Linked DNA regions of Homo sapiens: region 1 is linked to region 2. Evidence: chromatin contacts called from ENCODE Hi-C or POLR2A ChIA-PET data. All regions are on one chromosome and are shown on one strand. The core of a region is the stretch at or near the end of the contact, and the rest is flanking DNA. Distances in the headings are between cores, read along the strand shown. Region 1 holds the start of RMC1 (regulator of MON1-CCZ1). Region 2 overlaps NPC1 (NPC intracellular cholesterol transporter 1).

What was found. A loop is a pair of places that touch in the nucleus more often than their neighbours do. ChIA-PET counts read pairs that join two places held with the same protein, here RNA polymerase II (POLR2A). Pooled maps may share reads with other maps.
Region 1: a map of left cardiac atrium shows a loop between it and region 2 (3-fold over the local background). The contact joins the promoter of RMC1 here to the enhancer-like site in region 2. A Hi-C loop is called at or near these places in 6 of 168 maps with a recorded cell type or tissue (HepG2, Ramos, body of pancreas and 3 more), 1 of 37 single-sample maps with no recorded cell type and 4 of 50 pooled maps. POLR2A ChIA-PET finds 5 or more read pairs at or near these places in 10 of 52 experiments (AG04450, CD4-positive, alpha-beta T cell, CD4-positive, alpha-beta memory T cell and 7 more).

Annotation. Positions count from the first base shown.
Region 1 is chr18:23,498,421-23,504,940 of GRCh38, forward strand. It overlaps RMC1 (regulator of MON1-CCZ1), which reads left to right and starts at 5,091. Exons shown (of 20, transcript NM_013326.5): 1 at 5,091-5,300; 2 at 5,951-6,027. The coding sequence starts at 5,199. RefSeq lists enhancers at 340-409, 440-509, 780-1,009, 5,703-5,802 and a silencer at 4,803-5,452.
Region 2 is chr18:23,560,987-23,568,181 of GRCh38, forward strand. It overlaps NPC1 (NPC intracellular cholesterol transporter 1), which reads right to left. Exons shown (of 25, transcript NM_000271.5): 5 at 374-541. Among named protein-coding and RNA genes, the nearest start is that of NPC1, 22 kb to the right of the region's middle. Within about 2 kb of position 2,830, at least 2 of the 41 ENCODE cell types and tissues checked have a DNase peak (open chromatin) inside an H3K27ac peak, as active enhancers do.

The DNA of each region.
Region 1 (6,520 bases), core at 3,841-6,340, 60 kb before region 2:
GATATGATAGAAAGAAAATTCTCATCTAATTCAAATTCTGGCCAGTCCTTTTGGTGATTTCCATACTAATACTAGGCACTTTAAAATGTGAGTTCTGGTAACACATGGAACCTCAAAGTAGAAATGTCTGTTGTTCATTTTTAAAAGACTATTTGCAGAGTTTTGATGTTTATCAATGAAAAGAGTTTTTTTTTAAAATTTATGAAGAATAGGGAATCCTATATGGGCATGGGGCAAATAATCAAACTGTTTTAATGCAGAAAAAAATGTGCAACAGAAAGAGATAGCTCATGGAGGGATAAAGACTTTATTCTGGACCCTCTAGATTCTGTGGGGCCTGCAGTAGCTTCAAGATGCCCCAGCATGTCCTGCGCCCACACCCCTGTCAAGATCACTGTGGTCAGGGCGTCTTGCCCATGGCCAGTGTATTAGTCTGCTTGGGTTGCCACAACAAAATACCACAGACTGAGGTTGAAAACATTTATTTTCTCACAGTTTTGGAGGCTAGAAGTCCTAGATCAAGGTGCCAGCAGCGTTGCTTCCTCTGAGGCAGCTCTTCTTGGCCTGTAGGTGGCGCCTTCTTGCTGTGTCTTCACATGGGCGGCCCCTCAGTCTGTGTGTCTAGGTCCTAATCTTCTCTTATAAACACACCAGTCATACTGGATTAGGGTCCATCATTTTACCTTAACGGCCTATTTAAAGGCCTTATCTCCAAATACAGATGCATTTTGAAATACTAAGGGTTAGTACCTCAACATCTGAATTCTGGGGGGACACACTTCAACCCATAACATGCAGGCAGACCTCAATGCTGCTTGCAGACCCAAGGCGAACTGCACAACAATCAAGCCTGGCTCTTAGGACAAAAACATCTGCCAGAGTCAACCAAACTGAATTCTCTGGGAAGGACGAGATGCCTGGTGTCATAAAAAGACCATAGTCTTTTTTAAGTGTGATGCATGCGCACACAGGCACGCATACACACACGCGCACACACGCGCACACACTGCACTGCTGCCCTGTCCTTGGCAGACATTCCTGTGGGGTCATGTTCGAAATATGCACTTCTGTGGAGTAGCTTGGGTTTTCTTGGAAGTCTCTTTTTCTAAACTTGTACCTAAGCTGATGGCCTGTGCCTGCTTGGGCATGAGGGGTCGGAGTGGGGATGGGTCAAGACTGACTCCTGTTCACTGTGAAGTAGAGGAAGGCAGTGATAGCCAGACAGGGACGTGTGTTTAGGGAAGTCCTCTGTGTTTTCAGTTCTGTTTTTGTTTTGTTTTTATGATGGGAGAGATGAGCAAATATAAAGGCTGCTTCTAGGAGCAGGAGTGAGGAGAGGTTGCCTATATGAGAGAAACGGGATGGTCAATACTGTAGGTTTTTTTGAGAAGGTGAAATATGGAATTCATTTTTTAAATTTTTTAAATTTTTTTTTTTTTGAGACAGAGTCTCGCTCTGTCACCCAGGCTGGAGTGCAGTGATGTGATCTCTGCTCATTGCAACTTCTGCCTCCTGTTTATATAAACAGGCCAAACCCTGTATGTATGTATGTATTTATTTATTTTTGAGATGGAGTTTCGCTCTTGTTCCACTTGTTGCCCAGGCTGGAGTGCAATGGCACGATCTTGGCTCACTGCAACCTGCAACTCCCGGGTTCAAGCGATTCTCCTGCCTCAGCCTCCCAAGTAGCTGGGATTACCAGCACTCACCACCACAGCCGGCTAATTTTTTTGTATTTTTAGTAGAGACGGGGTTTCACCATGTTGGCCAGGCTGGTCTCGAACTCTTGACCTCAGGTGATCCACCTGCCTCAGCTTCCCAAAGTGCTAGGATTACAGGCATGAGCCACTGCACCCAGCCGAAAGATGGAATTCAAAGAAGTGCTGGTAAGTCACTGTGGTATTTGTGAAAAAATAAAAATAAAGAGGGTTTGGGCTAGGCGCGGTGGCTCATGCCTGTAATCTCAGCACTTTGGGAGGCCAAGGGGGGTGGATCACCTGAGGTTGGGAGTTCGAGACCAGCCTGACCAACATGGAGAAACCCTGTCTCTACTGAAAATACAAAATTAGCCGGGTGTGGTGGCGCATGCCTGTAATCCCAGCTACTCGGGAGGCTGAGGCAGGAGAATCACTTGAACCGAGAGGTAGAGGTTGCAGTGAGCCAAGATTGTGCCACTGCACTCCAGCCTGGGCAACAAGAGGAACAAGAGCAAAACTCCATCAAATAAATAAATAAATAAATAAATAAAAACAGGGTTTGGCCTTGGGCAGGATGGACCGTTTTCTAGAAGGACAGCCGTGGTGCGCTGCACAACTGGTATGAAGCCCAGTTTCCATCTGAAGTCCTCGATGTTCATGGAAATAGGGGCGAGACAGTCTGAGGAGTGTGAAGAAGGCCTGAAAATATCCTTGCAGAGAACAGGAGAGACAATGACTGGGACAGCCAGGCAGGGCTGAGGGCCCATTTGAATTTCCCGCAGTGCCCTCTGTCCTGTTGTGTGACCCCTCCAGCAGTAGGTACTGGGAAAGCAGGTGGCTGAGTTCATCCAGGACTGAGGCTCTGCCAGACAAGAACAGTGCAGCAAGGATGTTGAAGGTAATGGCAAAAAATAACTGGAATGCAGAGAAATGAAATCAAAGCTGATGAGGAGGGAAGGGAAGAGAGGAGAGGGCAGATAGACTTGGGTAGAGAGGACAGAACAATGACAGGGCAAACTGGTGATGTTGAGGAAGAGTCACAGGGAGCAGCTAAACAAGCCAGCTGCAGGGATGGCACTGTGTGGCTGGAGAGCAGGGTTCTGGAGTTATCGGTTTTTCCATGTGTGACATGGGCCTGGGTGGGTGAGGCTGAGTGTAGAAGTCTTACATTTCCAGTCTTGTCACTCCTCTGATGAGTTTCAGACCAATATATCCATCTGCCTAGATGTCATTTCTCCTTGGATTCACATGCTCCAAACCAAACTCCTGGGCTCAGACATCAAAGCCACTCAAAAATAGCTCTCTGAGAAATAGAACTACCATATGATCCAGTAATCCAACTTTTGGGTATAGACCCAAAAGAATTAAAAACAGAATATTGAACAGATATTTGCATAGCTTTATTCACAACAGCCAAAGGTGGGAACAACCCACATGCCCATCAACAGACGAATGGATAAACAAAATGTGCTATATACATAAAATGGAATCTTTTTCGGCCTTAATGAAGGAAGGAAATCCTGACACATGCTACATGGATGAACCTTGAGGATATTTTGCTAAGCAAAAGAAGCCAGACACTAATGGACAAATACTATAAAATCCACTTATATGAGATACTTAGAGTAGTCAAATTTAGGGACAGAATCAGATTTGCAAGATAAAAAGTTTCTGGAAACGTATTTCACAATAATGTGAATATGCCTGATACTACTGAACACCTCAAAAAGGGTTAACACGGGGCCGGGCGCGGTGGCTCATGCCTGTAATCTCATCACTGTGGGAGGCCAAGGTGGGCAGATCACCTGAGGTTAGGAGTTGGAGACCAGCCTGGCCAACATGGTGAAACCCGGTCTCTGCTAAAAATACACACAAAAAAATTAGCTGGGCATGGTGGCAGGTGCCTGTAATCCCAGCTACTTGGGAGGCTGATGCGGGAGAATCGCTTGAACCCGGGAGGTGGAGGTTGCAGTGAACCGAGACAGGGCCATTGCACTCCAGCCTGGGCAACAAGAACGAAATTCCGTCTCAAAATAAAATAAAATAAACAATAAAAATAAAGGGTTAACATGGGGGCTGAGCACGGTCAGCGAGAGAATCACTTGAGGCCAGGAGTCTGAGACCAGCCTGGGCAACAGAGAACGCTGTCTCTACAAAGCATAATAATAAAAAAATGAGCCAGGTGTGGTGGCATGCACCCGTGGTCCCAGCTACTTGTGAGGCTGAGATGGGAGGTTGAGACTGCAGTGAGCCGTGTTCGCATCACTGCTCTCCAGCCTGGGCACAGAGACACTCTGTCTCTGAAACAAACAAAAAAAGAGGGGCTAACATGGTAAATTTCATGTTTCTTATCAAGTAAAAAGGCTTGCTGACCCACAATCTATATTAGGTTTCCCTGTTACTAGCAAGGAGTGAAGGATGTGCTATCCCAAAATATGTCCAAAAATTGGTATATTATTTTGAGCTAAAAACACCGGAGAAATTGTAGTTTCAGAAAGGGCTAGATGACCTGTCGTTTCCTACAGGGAATAAGCAGTAAAGATTCCTCTGGGAGTGGCACCCTCTCTGTACCCGGGTCAGAAAATAGCCCTTATCACCAGAGACTGGGAGTTGGGGCTGCAATGGACCTGAATAAATGAACTTCCCAAGTAACACTTACCTTCCACTAATTTTACACCCTCCCCAATATTTCTCCTAGTGACTCTCTTAGAAATGTATCGCCCCAGCCAGATGCCTTTTGTGCTTTCTTCTCAAATGCATCATTCTTTGTCTAAAAAGTATAAAAGCATCTTGCTGTGGCCACTTCTTCAGACCTCACTCTCTTTTGAAGGTCCCCATGAAAAACTAATAAAGTGTGTATGCTTTTCTTTTGTTTATCTGCCTCTTGTCAATTCGGTTTCTGGCTCCAGCGGAAGAGCCCGCAGAAGCGCTGAGGGGACTGGAGACGGTCTCTGGCGCCCCTACACCTGCTCAGTGAGCCTTCAGCCCCTTCTCCCTGACGAAGCTCCCAGAGGCTGGAACTCTGGCGCGGGAGGCACTTGGGAAATCCTCCCGAAAGCAAGGAGGAGCCTTTCCTAGACCGGGAGCGGTCCCACGCGGGGGTACAGGTTGGGGCAGGGGCGACCGAGCCGGGCACAGGAACTCGCAGCAGGGTAGGGTTGGCGGCTACGCCGCCCTCGGTCCGCGGGGAACCACGCGGGCTTCCGGGTCACGCCGCCGCGTTCCGACCGCCCTCGGGGAGAGGGGAGGAGCCTCCAGCGCCGGGCGGGGCGTGGTTAAGGCCGGTGGGCCCCACCGCAGCCAGACGCTGCCCGTTTAAGCGCAGAGGGCCGCGGGTCACGTGGTGGGCGGGGTGGGGGCGTGGCACCAGGAAGCGGCGTCCGCGCCGGGCCCAGAGCCGCAGCCGCAGCCGCCGCTACAGTCCGGGCCGGGCTCCACCGCGCATCCTGCTCCACTCTGGCGACCGCCCCCGGGGCCCCCGCCGCGGGCGCGGCGCCCGCCATGGGCGAGGAGGACTACTATCTGGAGCTGTGCGAGCGGCCGGTGCAGTTCGAGAAGGCGAACCCTGTCAACTGCGTCTTCTTCGATGAGGCCAACAAGCAGGTCCGGCGCGCCCGCGCTTCCTCCCCCGCGCGGCCCTGCCGGGGTCGTGGGCGCGCCAAGGCCGGTCCCGCGCGACCAGGCCCGAGCGTCCCCTCCTGTCCTGTCCCGTCCCGTCCCAGCGCGGGAGGCGGCGCGCGCTCCTTCCTTGTTGGGTGGGCTCAGCCGCGGCCAGGTGTCCTCGCAGGTGACCTCGGGGCTGGACCCCCGAGCCAGCTGCGCGGATGCAGTGGCCCCGTGGCCAGTGTCTCAATTGTTGGCGCGCCCGTCTTATCTAGGCTTCTTTTGTTGTGTTTGTCATTAGTTACACTCGTAGTCAAGGGTTTAGACGTCGAGATTTTCATTTTCCTTGAAATTTTGTAAAGGGGGAAAAGACTGTACTTCAGGCGTATCAGCGGCGCCGATGCGCGAACCGGTGTTAGAACTTGGAGCCTCGGGAACCCGACCCGGTGTCACGGTGGCATCCTTTTCGCTCTCTGCTCTTGGTTTTTAAAATTCACCTGAGCAGCCAAACATCTGTACCTTGATATGTGCCGTGTTACTTTAGTTGAACCCAGGGTGGTGTATAACAGAAATAATCGCTTGCGGGTTGGCTTCTGAGTTTAGATCCTTTCAGAGTTCAGGCTGTTAACCTTGCTGCTTTTCCCTCTCAGGTTTTTGCTGTTCGATCTGGTGGAGCTACTGGCGTGGTAGTTAAAGGCCCAGATGATAGGAATCCCATCTCATTTAGGTAATGGTATAGACACTTTCAGATCATTTTGTCATGTAAACAGAATGATGTTTTTCTAATTCAAATGGTTTTTTATAATTTTGTCATTTGGTCTGCCCTAAGAGGCCTGAAGTCTGTGTGCGCACATGGAATTCCTGTCTGTAGGGAGGGTCTTCGTGGCACTTACTAGCACCTCTTGTCAGAGTGGAATATCTGGAGCAGTTGATTTGGGAGCCAAATACTTCAAAAGTGGGGCAGCCACTTCCTAGCACTGGAAATTAACAAGTCAGCGTGATGATGTGCCCATTTCTGGTTTGTTCACAGAGGAGGGCGTTCATTTCTTTAGCCCAGGTCTTTCCAGAGTGGCAGGTGGAGGAGATTCATTGTTTCTCATGTAATAATACAAGAAAATCATGGCTTCCACTATACTTAAGGTGACTGCATAGTCCCAGTTCGCACTGTTGAACAGGTTTAATGATCAACAGCAGGGCCTTTCACTTTCAGAAGTGTCTCG
Region 2 (7,195 bases), core at 1,580-4,079:
GTAGATTATGCTTCCTCAACTAAGATTCATTCATTCATTCATGGAGAGACAGGGCTTTGCCCTCACCAAGGTTGGAGTACAATGGGATGATCGTAACTCACTGCAGCCTTGAACTCCTGGACCCACGCAATCCTCCTGCCTCAGCCTCCCAAGTAGCTGGGACTACAGATGCATGCCACCACACCTGGCTAATGTTTAATTCTTTCATAGAGATGGGGCCTCACTACATTGCCCAGGCTGGTCTGGAACTCCTGGTCTTAAGCAATTCTCTTGCCTCAGTCTCCCCAAGCACTGGTGAGCCACTGTGCCCAGCCAGTTCCTTGGCTTTAAAACAATATCATAAACACACCAAACTTGGAATCTTTATACCTACCTGAAAACACAGGAGTGATGGTAAAAGGTGCCTGTCCATTGTCCTTATTGAACATGTATTCAATCCAGTTGGTGGCATTACAGGCGTCAGCGTCCTTCCCACACAGGAGTCCCAGGGCCTTGTCATTACTTGAGGGGGCCTCCACATCCCGGCAGGCATTGTACATTGCTAGAAGAGGAAACCCAAAGGAAAAAGGAGACAAGATGCTTGCTGTAATTCACGAGGCAAGATCTTACAAAAGGCCTCTTGAAGGGAAACACGAACTCCATATGCACCATGCTGGAATGCTGGACAGCAAACACTAACTAAGGGCACGAACAGAGATTCCCTTTAAATTGGCTTATCACCCTGCAAATAATATGGAGGCCCGATTCCAAGTAACTTAAAAGTAAAAAACAGACAGGAAAGGGAAAGGCACACGTTATCTCATAGCTCTCACAACAGCTTGGAGAAGTCAAATCCCCACTATATAGAAGAGTATACCAAGGCCCAGGAAGACGCAGCTAAGAGCCTCAGTACTTCTTCAGTTAACAAAGCTGGTTCCAGAAAACCTCTGCCGCAGGAAGCTACACAGCCAGAGAATTATGGAACTTACTTGGAAAACTGGTTTTAGAGCAGAGGTCACGTGTCAATAAACCTAATACTGTTGGCCGGGCACGGTGGCTCACACCTGTAATTCCAGCACTCTGGGAGGCCGAGGTGGGCGGACCACCAGGTCAGGAGATGGAGACCAACCTGGCTAACACAGTGAAACCCCATCTCTACTGAAAATACAAAAAATTAGCCGGGCGTGGTGGCGGACGCCTGTAGTCCCAGCTACTCGGGAGGCTGAGGCGGGAGAATGGCATGAACCCGGGAGGCAGAGCTTGAAGTGAGCCAAGATTGCGCCACTGCACTCCAGCGTGGGTGACAGAGCAAGACTCCATCACAAAAAAACAAAAAAAAAAAACAAAAAAAACCCCTAATACTGTTATCTTTTTGGATTTTATTTTCTTACACATACACACAACACATTATATAAGGATAGTATCAGTGTATTACACCTAAGAAAATAGCTGGAATGGGTCCTGTACTGTCGATTCTCATTTACCAGTCTCTGCTTGCTAGAAACTTCCCAGGATCTTCTTTCCCTAATCTTCAAGGAGATGCTTACACATTCATTTTGTTTTACCCTTGTTCTGGAAAGACAGGTTAACTAGGGTGACAGTCATCTCCCTCAGAATTCTCAACAGATTATTCCATTGCCTTCCAGGCTCTATCATGGCTGGTAAGAAAATCTCCAATTATCATTGTCTTAAGGTGATTTGTGTCTTGTCTCTATTTGCTTTTAAGATATTTGTCTTTGGGCCAGGGGTGGTTATGCACACCTTTAATCCCAGTAATTTGGGAGGCCCTGGTGGGTGGACTGCCAGAGCTCAGGAGGTCCAGACCAGCCTGGGCAATATGGCAAAACCCCGTCTCTACAAAAAATAAAAAAATAAAAAAAAATTAGCCAGGTGTGGTGGCGCTATATAATTTACAATATAATTACATGTAATTTACAATTTACCCCCTTAAACTATATAATTTAATGGAGTTTAGCATATTCATAGATATATGCAACTATCACCATAGTCAATTTTATAACATTTTCATCACCTCAAAAGAAATCCTGTATTCTAGCTATGCACAACTACCTCCCTACTTCCCTAAGCCCTAAGCAACCACTGAACTGTCTCTATTTATCTGACTATTTCAGACAGTTCACATAAATCCAATCATATAATATGTGGTCTTTCATGACCGGCTTCTTTCATTTAGCATAATGTTCTCAAGGTTCATGCATATTGTGGCATGTATCAATACTTCATTTCTTTTTACGGCCGAACAACATTTCATTGCAAGGACATATGTTTTGTTTATCCATATATCAGGTGATAAATATCTGAGTTGTTTCCACAGTTTGGCTATTATCAGTAATGCTGCTAGAAGCATTTGTGTATAAGTTTTTGTGTTGACCTATACTTTCGTCTTGTGAGTGGAACTGATGGGTCATATGGTAGTTCTATGTTTGTTTCAGGAACTGCCAAACTGTTTTCCAAAGTGGGGTCTCACTCTGTCACACAGATTGGAGTGCAGTGGTGTGATCTCAGCTCACTGGCAACCTCTGCCCCTCAGGCTCAAGTGATCCTCCCACTTCAGCCTCTCAAGTAGCTGGGACTACAGATGTGCACCACCATACCCAGCTAAGTTTTTGTAGAGATGGAGTTTCACCATGCTGCCCAGGCTGGTCTCAAACTCCTGAGCTAAGGTGATCCACCTGCCTTGGCCGTCCGAAGTGCTGGATTATAGGCATGAGCCACTGTGCCCAGCTGTTTTTGGTTTTTGGATTTCTTTTTAATAAAGGTTCCTATTTTCCACAGCCTTGTCAACACTTCTTGTTATGTGACTTTGATTCTAGCCATCCTGGTGGGTGTGAAGTGGTATCTCATTGTGGTTTTGATTTGTATTTCCCTGATGACTCATAGTATTGAGCATCTCTCATGTGCTTGTTGGTCATTTGTATATCTTCCTTAGAGAAATGTCTACTCTATTCAGATCTTTTGCCATTTTAAATTGGGTTATTTATTTATCATTGAGTAGTAAGAGTTTTTTTTTTTTTTTTTTGGAGATGGAGTCTCTGTCCCTCAGGCTGGAGTCCAATGGTGTGATCTCAGCTCACTGCAACCTCCACTTCCCAGGCTGAAGCAATTCTCCTGCCTCAGCCTCCTGAGTAGCTGGGATTACAGGCGCACATCACCACACCTGGCTAATTTTTCTATTTTAGTAGAGACAGGGTTTCACCATGTTGGCCAGGCTGGTCTCGAACTCCTGACCTCAGGTGATCCACCCGCCTTGGCCCCCCAAAGTGCTGGGATTACAGGCATGAGCCACAGCGCCCGGCCAAGAGTTCTTTATGTATTCTAGATACAAGTCCCTTATCAAATATACAATTTGCAAATATATTCTTGTCCTTTTTTTTGAGACAGAGTCTCACTCTGTCACCCAGGCTGGAGTGCGAGGTACTTAGTGCAGCCTCCTTAGGCTCAAGCAATCTTCCTGCCTCAGATAACCATGTGGCTGGGACCACAGGTACATGCCACCATGCCTGGCTAATTATTTTTTGTAGACACAGGGTCTCACTTTGTCACCCAGGCTGGTCTTGAACTCCCGGGCTCAAGCAATCCTCCTGCCTCAGCCACCCGAACTGCTGGGATAACAGGTGTGAGTCACTGTGCCCGGCCTTCTTGTCTTTTCTTGATGGCGTCCTCTGAAATACAAACTTTTTTATTTTAATGAAGTCCAATTAATCTTTTCTTCTGTTATTGCTCTTGTTTTTGGTGTCATATTTAAGAATCAAGTGCCAAATATGAGGCCATGCAAATTAATCCCTATGTTTTATTGTTTTATAGTTTTTAGCTCTTACATTTAGGTCTTCGATCCACTTTGAGTTAATTTCTTTAACATATGGTGTGAAGTAGGGCCCAATTTCATTATTATTTATTTATTTTTGCATGTGTGTATCCAGTTATTGCAGCACCATTTGATGAAGAGTATTCTTTTCTCATTGAATGGCCCTGGCACCCTTGTCAAAAATCAGTTGACCATAGATATATTATTTATTCTCAGTTATATTCCATTGATCTATATGTCTATCTTTATTCCAGTACCACTGTCTTGATTTCCATTGCTTAGTTTTGAAACTGAGAAGTGTGAGTCTTCCTATTTTGTTCTTTTTTCAGGGTTGTTTTACTATTCTAAGTCCCTCAAACTTCTATGTGAATTTCAGAATCAGCTTGTCAATTTCCACAAAGAAGTCAGTTGGGATTATAACAGAGATTGCCCTGAATCTATAAAACAATTTGGAGAATACTGATATCTAAACAATATTAAGTCTTTTGATTGATAAACATGGAATGTCTTTCCATTTATTTAGATCCTCGTTAATTTCGCTGAATAATGTTCTTTAGTGTGTTTTTTCTGTTTTTCTTTTTTTGAGATGGAGTCTCGCTCTGTCAGCCAGGCTGGAGTGCAGTGGCACAATTTCAGCTCCTGCAACCACCGCGTCCCAGGTTCAAGTGATTCTCATGCCTCAGCCTCCCAAGTAGCTGGCATTACAAGCGAGCGCCACCACGCCCAGCTAATTTTTATATTTTTAGTAGAGATGGGGTTTCACCATGTTGGCCAGGATGATCTCAATCTCTTGACCTTGTGATCTGCCTGCCTCGGCCTTCCAAAGTGCTTGGATTACAGGTGTGAGCCACTGCACCCGGCTGTTCTTTAAAGTGTTTTGCCTTCTGTTATAGTTACTCCTAAGTATTTCCCATACTAAAGTAAATGGAATTGTTTTATTTTCACTTTGAGATTGTCCATTGCAAGTGTACAGAAATACAACTGATTTTTGTATGCTGAATTTTCTCTAAGTTCTCAGGGTTCATCCCTTATCCACTCTGGAAAATCCTCATTATCCCTTTGATTATTATTGTCTCTCCCCAACTCTCTGGAGCTTCTCATGTTATATGTCATTTCTTTAATGATTTATAGGTCTTTGTATCTGTATGCTGTTTTCTGAGTAATTCCCTCGTATCTTCCAGCTCACCATTTGGTTTTCAGGTTTTATTTTATGTTTCAAGCATACAAAACACATGGAGAATAATACAATTCTCATTTCCTCATTACCCAGTTAACTATCAGTCATACCATTTCACAACATTTGCCTCAACATTAAAAAAATAATGGACTCGGCCAGGTGCAGTGACTCACACCTGTAATCCCAGCACTGTGGGAAGATCTCCTGAGGCCAGGAGTTTGAGGCCAGCCTGGGCAAAAAAGCAAGACCCTATCTCTACAAAAAAAAATTTGTTTTTAATTAGCTAGGTGTGGTAGCATATGCCTGTGGTTCCAACTACCCAGGGGGACTACTTGAACCTAGGAGGTTGAGGCTGCAGTGAGCCATGATTGCATCACTGTATTCCAGCCTGGGTGACAGCATGAGACCTTGACTCTGTTTTGTAGTACTGCACTATTCAGAACAACTGGCTATGGCATAATTTAAAAACTAAATAAAAATAATAATGCACTATAGGCCAGGTGTGGTGGCTCACACCTACAGTCCCAACACTTTGGCAGGCCGAGGCAGGAGGATCACTTAAGGCCAGGAGTTCAAGACCAGCCTCACCAACACAGTGAGGCCCGTCTCTTCCAAAAAATAAAATACTTACACACACACACACACTCTATAGATTCAGTTGAAGCTCCCCAATTACCCCTCCCTGACAGTAGCCCCTTCCCTAAGGTAAACACAATCCTGAATTTGATGTTTATCCTTCCCATGCATGTTTGTGTACTTGTTTTAAGTATGTAGTACTTTTGTTTCAAAATGTCATATAAACATGTAACCACCATTATAGTATCATATAGAGTATTTTCACCACCTAAAAATCTTCTGTGCTCTACTTATGCCTTCCTCTCTCCTAACCCATGGCAATCACTGACTTTTTACTGTCTCCACGGTTTTGCCTTTTGTAGAACGTCATATAGTGGAATCATAGTGAGTAGTCTTTTCAGATTGGCTTTGCTTAGTAATAGGATTTAAGGTTCATCCATGTACTTTCATGGCTTGATAGCACTGAATTTTCATGGCTTTTTAGCACCAAATAATATTCCACTGTGTGGATGTAGCAGTTTATTTACCCATTCACCTACTGAGAGAAATCTTGGTGGCTTACAAGTTTTGGCACTTATGGACAAAGCTGCTACAAATATCCACGTGCAGGTTTTGGGGTAGACACATTTTTAACTCATTTGGGTAAATACCAAGGAGTATGATTAGTTTTGTAAGAAACCGCTAAATTATCTTCCAAGGTGGCTGTACCGTTTTGTACTCCCACCATCAATGAATGAGAGCTCATTGCCAGCATTTGGTGTTGAAAGCGTCTTGAATTTTTGCCATTCTAATAGATGTGTAGTGGTATCTCGTTGTTTTAATTTGTAATTCTCTAATGACATAATGTTGAGCATCTCTTCTCATGTACTTATTTACCACTGTATGCCTTCTTTGGTGAGGTATCTGTTCAGGTTGTTTTGTCCATTTTTCAATTGGGCTGTTTGCTTTCTTATTGAGTTTTAGGAGTTATTTGTATATTTTGAATAACAGTCCTTACTAACATGTCTTTTGCAAATACTTTCTCCCAGTCTGTGTCTTGTCTTCTCGTTCTTGAGGTCTTCAATTTTTCACAATCACAATAGTGTTACAGTGGGTGTTCTTATATGGGTCTCCAGGTTTATATGCATTTAGAGTTTCTCTAAGGCAGGCATCTATAAGTGAAATTTCTGGGAGGAGGGTTAGCTTCAACTTACTACGTACTGCAAAGTTGTTTTTCAAGTAGTTTTGAAACGATTGTACCAAATTATGGTTGTAAGTGGTGGAGTACATTAGTATTCCTATTGCTTCACATTTTCACCCACAGTTGAAATTGACCAACTTTTTAATTTGTGCCAAGCTGATGAGGTGTGAAATGGTAGTTTACTGTTCAAATTTGCATTTCGCTGTCTGCTCTAGATAACAGTTGTTTATATTCATAAATATTTTTCTTATGGTTTCTGCTTTTCCTCTCCTGTCTAGAAATCTTTCCATATTTACTTCTAAAACTTTCCAATTGGGATTTTTAATCTACACAATTGATTTTTTTATTTTCTGTAAAAATTAAAATTAGATAAATATAATCTATTTTCTCATCTCATTTATCAACTAGCCCACCTTTTCTCTCAATGATTTGTAATGACACACGTGTTACACATCCA